Regions from separate parts of the Homo sapiens genome. Here region 2 is linked to region 1. The links are chromatin contacts, found by Hi-C or POLR2A ChIA-PET in ENCODE. All regions are on one chromosome and are shown on one strand. The core of a region is the stretch at or near the end of the contact, and the rest is flanking DNA. Distances in the headings are between cores, read along the strand shown. Region 1 overlaps CACNB2 (calcium voltage-gated channel auxiliary subunit beta 2). Region 2 overlaps CACNB2 (calcium voltage-gated channel auxiliary subunit beta 2).

Region 1 (3,762 bases), core at 729-3,228:
CAGGGCTGCTTCATGAGAGAGCAAGCTCCAAGGGGGTGATAATCATATCTCTACTTATGTCATGTTTGCTAATGTCCCATTGGCCAAAGCAAGTCACCGGCCTAAGCCTGGAGTCAAATGGGAATTACCAAGGGTGTGGATTCAGGTGGGATATGTTGCAACCACTTTCTGCAAACAACCTGCCACATTCATCTTTTTTCTTCCTTACCCCTTTGGAAGAAGAAATATCTGCATGCCTTGTGAAATAAACAACGCTGTCCTCCCTTCTGTCCTATTTTTTTCCCTTCTTTCTACTGCCAACCTTATCACCCCAGGCTTTATTCTCCTGCTTCAATTTCTTCCCTACTTACTCTTTAACACCGTGAAACTGATTTCTGTCTCCATCTCTTTACTGAGGGTCTCTAGTGACTTCCTAATCACAAAGCCACTGACCTTTTATTAAACCTCCCCTTGACATCTCTGCAAACTTCAATTTGTTTTTCTTCTCTGCTAAGTCACTTTTGTCTTGCAGGTGCTGGTACACACAAAGTCTACTTCTACTACCACTCTGGTGGTTCCTGTTCAGTCTCTTCTGTTTCGACTTTTAGTTCCCTCACCTGAAATGTGGAAGTCCATTCAACCAAATGCTCAGGCCTTGGCCTCCTGATGTTTGTTGCTTTAGGCATGTCATTGGTTTCCAGACTGAGCTCTGTAGAGCCCCAAGAGATCCATGGATTCTTCTGGAGTCACTGCAGAGGCTTAGGGATGCCCAGCAGGCTGTGGTCTGTGCGTTGTACCCAGGATTCAGCCAGAACAATGCTACCTTCACATGTTTTATTTTATTGTGTTGTATTTTTATTTTTTATTTTTTGAGATGGAGTTTTACTCTTATTACCCAGGCTAGATTGCAGTGGCACGATCTTAGCTGACTGCAACTTCTGCCCCCCGGGTTCAAGTCGTTCTCCTGCCTCAGCCTTCCAAGTAGCTGGGATTACAGGCACATGCCATCACACCCAGGTAATTTTTTGTATTTTTAGTAGAGATGGGGCTTCACCCTGTTGACCAGGCTGGTCTCGAACTCCTGACCTCAGGTGATCCACCCACCTCAACCTCCCAAAGTGCTGGGATTACGGGCATGAGCCACTGTGCCCAGCCACACATATTTTATGTATTGGGACCTTTATGTGCATTTTCCTTTGAATGAAGGGTTTCACCTCAGGAGCGAGCTTTAAACCACTGCCATCTTCCCTTCTATTCTCTCATACTTCTCCAGGCTTCAGCCGTCACTTATAGTTAGTGTCTTTGGTCTTCGCCTCTCTCCCTAGTGCTTGGATCTCAGGTCCTCTTTTTGGATCTCTGTCGGTTCTGCCACCCACTTAAAATTGAGCTCCCAGTCTTTTCCTTTAAACCCTTTCTTCTCTGCATTTTCCATTTCCATTCTCATTACCTCCATCCTTCCAAATCTGAAACCTTCGTCGAAGGGTCAACAAATCTTTTCCTGGGAATTATCAGAAGGGAAATATTGCAGGGGCAGGGGTCATGCATTCTCTATGCAACTGCTCAGAAACCTGGATTTGGATTCCATCTCTGCCATGGAATGGCTGCCTGACTTTTTGATAAATTACAGGTGAAGCTAAGTTTTGCCATTTGTAAAAGGACACTAACCTCTGTTTGACAGGATTCCAGTGATAATTGAATAAGCTGTTACGTATAAAGCACAAGGTTCCTGGACCTGTCTTTCCCTACTCTAGCCCTTGTGATGGGCACAGGCAACTGGGGCACACAGCACCTGCCGTGGAGCAGTTCAGGGTGTTGTGAGGAATCTGAATGGAAAGTAATGAAACAAGTGTCTTTGCCTCCTCTGTAGTTATGTGCGGTCTTACACTATTTTACATGGTCACTATCAGCTTAGTTGTTTGTCACTTGTTGGTGACTGCTGTAAGGTAGATTTGAGATGTCCAGGGACTGCAGAGCTGCCTGGGATATGACTGGCATTGACACACTTGCTTGATCTCACAGCAGTTGCCATGGCAGGTCAGGTTGCATCCCCACCCATCCCAGTGACGAAGGCATGGGCCTTGTCTCCTGTACTCTAACTTTGAGATGTGCTTTCTGCCTCTTAGTCACATGGGTGCAGATCTCTGCCTGAGTTATCAAGAGCAATTGAACTCTCTCTTGCTCCTCTCACAGGCTCTTTTCTGAGTAACACCAAGTACTTGGGAACAAAATTACACATTGCTCTCTGTTTATTTATGGTTATATTTATCTTGGCAATCGACCTGTTAAGCTAGTTTTAACTTTCTTATGGGTAACAGTCACATGTTTTAAAAGGAACCTGATGGTTCCAGAATCCTTGTTACTACTACCTTTTTTTTTTTTTTTTTTTTTTGGAGACAGAATCTCTGTCACCCAGGCTGGAGCGCAGTGGCACAATCTCGGCTCACTGCAACCTCTGACTCCCGAGTTCAAGCAATTCTCCTGCCTCAGCCTCCCAAGTTGCTAGGATTACAGGTGTGCACCACCACAGCCTGCTAATTTTTGTATTTTTAGCAAAAATGGGGTTTCACCAGGTTGGCCAGGCTGCTCTCATAGACTTCTGGCTATTTTAAAACCATAAATAGATTAAGGAAGGATTATTATAAATTGCAGTTCAAGCTTTTTTTTTTTATCTTAGAGCACTATAACTGAATGTCTTTGTTGTATCATTGTAAACACAGCAATAAATATGCAGTTCTTCCCTCCCTTTTTCTCCACCAGATGTTAACAGGGAACGACATGAAGACTTTTACGCAGAGCTTAAAACAGTCAACCCTCTCTGTTCTTACAAGTTTTTGCCCCATCAATGGCTACATAAAAGATGTTGAAAACTGTGGAAAAAAGTAGAATGTATTTAATTAGCAAACATTTGATGAGTGGTATCATGCTATCGAGTTGGAATTTAAGGAAGGGAAATTGAAGATGTGTTAGATGTGGTGGTTTCTTCCTCAAGAAGCTCATGGTCTAATGGTCATGCTAAAAATGTGTATCACTGAGTAATGTGGTAGCTATCAGACTTAAAGCACTGTAGGCTTGGCATGGTGGCTCATGCCTGTAATCTCAGCACTTCGAGAGGCTGAGGTGGGAGAAAAGCTTTAGGCCAGGAGTTTGAGATCAGCTTGGGCAACACAGTGAGATCTCATCTCTACAAAAAATAAGCAAAAATAGTTAGGTATGGTGGTACATGCCTGCAGTTCCAGCTACTCAGAAGGCTGAGGCAGGAGGATTGCTTGAGCCTAGGAGTTAGAAGCCACAATAAGCTATAACTGCACCAATATACTCCAGCCTGCATGACACAGAAAGACCTTGTCTCTTAAAAAAAAAAAAACAAAGAAAAGAAAAAAAAAGCATTATGAGCCAAATGGCAAATGGGTGGACCCCAACACTGCTGGAGAAGGCAGTGCTGATGACCAGAGAAGGGCACTTTAAATTATATAAGCCCCCACTGTTAGTGACTGACCCTCTGGAGGCAGAGCCTACGTTAACCAGCAATGTGATTCTCTCTAAGGTTAGCAAGATGATTGCTAACTATGGGGTCCAACAACGCCTGCCATTTTAGATTATTTTCATTTTAAATCTCAATTCGCAATTTACTTAATGGCCCAAGCATTTTTTCATCCTCATAACCATTCGTAAGTGTACAATTGTATGAAGTATTTCACACTGTTGTGCCACAGATGCCTAGAATCTTTTCATCTTGCAAATCTGAAACTCTATATCATCTGAACAATTCCTTATCACCCTGCC
Region 2 (3,762 bases), core at 547-3,046, 52 kb after region 1:
GAGGGAGTGGTAGGGACAGACAGACTCCTATCCCTCTGCATAACTTCTCAAAGTTAGGGTTCTTTAGCACTTAGAACCTGGCTCTTTTCATTAGCCAGGTGTGGTGGTCCATGCTTGCTACTTGGGAGGCTGACATGGGAGGATCACCTGAGCCTAAGGAGGTCGAGGCTGCAGTGAGCAGTGATCACACCACAGCCTTCCAGCCCGGGCAACAGAGTGAGACCCTGTCTCAAAAATTAAAAAAAAAAAAAAAAAAAAAAGAATTTGGCTCTTTTCTCTTTACTTCTCACTCTTAGATTCAATTTTTATTTCCAAGCTTCCCCACTTGTATATTCACACGGACCTCAAACTTACCCAAATCGGAGCACCTGATTGCCCACCTCTACCACCCAACATGTTCTTCTCTCAGGCTCCCCCTTTTCAATAATGGCCCTAGCCATCAATAAGCCCTGTTGTTTCTATAATAACTCTAAAATACACCCAGCTTCACCACTACCACACATCTCCAAGCCACCATCCACTCTCATCTGGACTCTGCTTCTGCTCTTATTCCTTTCCAACGTGTTCAAAAAGTTAAACTGGAGAAAATTGACAGCATCTGCATTTACGCAGGGGCGGTAGGAATGGGAGAGGAGGGGAGGCATTTTAAAACTATGTATTTAGTGGTTAGAACATGCAGATTCTAGTGAACCAATGCAAAGTGGGAAAGAACCAAGAGGAAGGAGTCCAGGTTAAAGGGATATTCAACAGAATGGGGCAGATGGGAAGGCCAGGCTTTGAACAGGTGACTTCGTCTTGGGACTTGTTGAGCTGTGGGAGGATCAGATGGATATTCTTGGAGGTGGTTGGATATAGAAAACTAGAAACAGCCGGGCATGGTGGCTCACGCCTGTAATCCCAGCACTTTGGGAGGCCGAGGCAGGCAGATTACCTGAGGTCAGGAGTTCAAGACCAGCCTGGCCAACATAGTGAAACCCCATCTGTACTAAAAATATAAAAATTAGCTGGGCTTGGTGATGCACACCTGTAGTCCTAGCTACTCAGAAGGCTGAGGCAGGAGAATTGCTTGAACCTGGGAGTGGGAGTTTGCAGTGAGCCAAGATCATGCCACTGTGTTCCAGCCTGGGCGACAAAGCAAGACTCTGTCTCAGTAAAAATAAATAAACTAGAAACAAGACTTCAGGGCTAAATATGTACATATAGGAATCATCCATGATAGGATGTACTTGAAGCCATGGAGGCAAATAAAATCACCTGGGAAAAAATGTACAGATGAGAAGATGAGAGTGTAATCCTGCTTCTTGCCGCAGGTTGAGTTTTTGGAGCACCCTCGTTCCACCTTCTAGTCCCAAGCGTGTGTTCCTCTTCTCTCCATAGCATTACCCTACCTTCATGTGGTCCTGGTTACTTCCTCCCAGGATGCATGCAAAAGGAAGCACAGTGTTCCACATTCCCTTTTAGTCTTGTTGATCCCAAAGATAAGTACGTCATCCAACTTCTTCTTTTTTTTTTTTTTTTCAAGATGGCCTCTCCCTTTGTCAACCATGCTAGAGTGCAGTGGCATGATTGCAGATCACTGCAACCTCTGCCTCCCAGGTTCAAGTAGTTCTCCTGCCTCAGCCTCCCGAGTAGCTGGGATTACAGCATCCACCACCTCGCCCAGCTAATTTTTGTATTTTTAGTAGAGACAGGGTTTCACCATGTTTCCCAGGCTGCTCTCGAACTCCTGACCTCAAGTGATCTGCCTGCCTCAGCCTCCCAAAGTGCTGGGATTACAGGCGTGGGCCACTGCGCCCGGCCCCAACTTCTTTATAAAGGTTTTGTTACTGAACATTTTGGCACTTAATAAAATTATCTAAACCTCCCAAGAGAGTGACAACACTTGACAAACACATACAGGCACACCTCCCTACCCTGGGGATGACTTATCTGACATTCCAGTTACGGTGCACGAAGCCAAGAATCCCTAAGTAGCAAATAAAACCTTTCAACCATTGAAGTAGAGTTATAACTTCCAGACACTAAAGCTGGAGTTCGTCTTTTGCCTATTTAATCTATATATTTTTTATTTTTTAGAGACAGTGTCGCTCTGTCACCCAGCCTAGAGTGCAGTGACATGATCATAGCTCACTGCAGCCTCAAACTTCTGGACTGAAGCAACCCTCCAGCCTCAGCCTTCTGCATAGCTGGGACTACAGGTCCCAGCACACCACCATGCCCAGCTAAATTTTTTACAGAGACGAGGTCTCACTATGTTGCCCAGGCTGGTCTCAAACTCCTGACCACAAGCAATGCTCCTGCCTCAGCCTGTCAATATTTTACCTGTATTTCTCATCAGCTTGGTTTTTTGGTCATGGTTGTTAATTTTTGAATTATATGAAAGTCCTACATAGAAGGTTCTCTCCTGGTGTTTTGGCAGATGTAAGAAAATTGATTTCGTTTGTAGCTGTTAATTTGAGAATCCATTGTAGATACTAGCAATTTCTGAAGGAATAAGAGATTCACACTTTAATGGGACTTCACAATCTTTCATCTAAAAATTCTAGCTCCTGGTAGGGAGACAAGTTCCAGACCCACAACTATTAGAAATATGTTAATAAACTGGGCCCCGGATTGAAGCATGTCTAAACAAACTATGGAATTTAATAATGTCCGAATAATGTGGAAATAATGTTTTCAGTGGAATAGGATGAGGCTGGGTGTGGTTCTCACACCTGTAATCCCAGCACTTTGGGAGGCCGAGACGGGCGGTTCACTTGAGGTCAGGAGCTGAGAGCAGCCTGGCCAACATGGTGAAATCCTGTCTCTACTAAAAATACAAAAATTAGCCGGGCATGGTGGCAGGTGCCTGTAATCCCAGCTGCTAGGGAGGCTGAGGCAGGAGAATTGCTTAAACTCAGGAGGCGGAAGTTGCAGTGAGCCAAGATCACAACACTGCACTACAGCCCAGGCAACAGAGCAAGACTCTGTGTTTGTTAAATAAATAAATGGAATAGGATGAAACAGAAAAACATTGTCATTTTTTGAAAACTCTGAAATAATCTATTCTAAAGTAATTCAATTGAAATAATAAATTCACTTTGCATTCTCCTTTTGCCACAAGATTCAAATATTTACTAACTGGCATCAACACTGGTGTTCAAATTCAGTATTGGCAATTTCACACTTGAAGACTGTCTGTGTTCCCAGAGAGTGTTAAGTCTAACTTTGAGGTCCACAAATATTTATTGGTGTCTGGTGTATGCCAGCAACTGGGAAAACAATAGGAGGTGGTTCCTACCTCAAAAAGCTTGCAGTTTGGTGAATTTACAGTCTAGTAAGACTAGACCTACGTAAAAGATACAGAGCAATGCAAAACAGTAGATGTCAGATGCCATTTGACTAACATACGCGTTAATTGCTGCAGGATTTCTAGGGAAGGAGAATCTGGTGGGCTGCAGTAGGAGAAATTGGAAAATAATTTACTATTCTCCATTGACAGTGGCAGTCAGGAACCTGGGAGCCCAATTTATTTGTCCCCTCAACCCAACTCAAATGGGTCCTCCCTTGGGAACTTTGCTGCCAACTTGCTCCTCTTCTAAACCCCTCCCCAGGCACAGTCTATCAACCCCAACTTTGCAAAACTTCCATTTTTTGTTCTTAACTATGCTAAAGTACTCACAATGCATTGCAATTGTTTGTAAGCCTGTCTCCTCTACAAGATTCTGATTTCCTGTTTTGTTATGTTCATCTTTGAATTCCCCTACTGCTTAGTATGATACA

The links. A loop is a pair of places that touch in the nucleus more often than their neighbours do. ChIA-PET counts read pairs that join two places held with the same protein, here RNA polymerase II (POLR2A). Pooled maps may share reads with other maps.
Region 2: a map of Right ventricle myocardium inferior shows a loop between it and region 1 (2.7-fold over the local background). The contact joins two enhancer-like sites. A Hi-C loop is called at or near these places in 6 of 168 maps with a recorded cell type or tissue (GM12878, Right ventricle myocardium inferior, ascending aorta and 3 more), 19 of 37 single-sample maps with no recorded cell type and 13 of 50 pooled maps. POLR2A ChIA-PET finds 5 or more read pairs at or near these places in 2 of 52 experiments (GM12878 and Panc1).

Annotation. Positions count from the first base shown.
Region 1 is chr10:18,412,138-18,415,899 of GRCh38, forward strand. All of the region lies in intron 3 of CACNB2 (calcium voltage-gated channel auxiliary subunit beta 2), which reads left to right. Among named protein-coding and RNA genes, the nearest start is that of CACNB2-AS1, 130 kb to the right of the region's middle. Within about 2 kb of position 1,979, at least 2 of the 41 ENCODE cell types and tissues checked have a DNase peak (open chromatin) inside an H3K27ac peak, as active enhancers do; they include heart right ventricle, where a contact is called at or near this core.
Region 2 is chr10:18,464,181-18,467,942 of GRCh38, forward strand. The region is part of intron 3 of CACNB2 (calcium voltage-gated channel auxiliary subunit beta 2); the gene reads left to right. Among named protein-coding and RNA genes, the nearest start is that of CACNB2-AS1, 73 kb to the right of the region's middle. Within about 2 kb of position 1,797, at least 2 of the 41 ENCODE cell types and tissues checked have a DNase peak (open chromatin) inside an H3K27ac peak, as active enhancers do; they include heart right ventricle, where a contact is called at or near this core.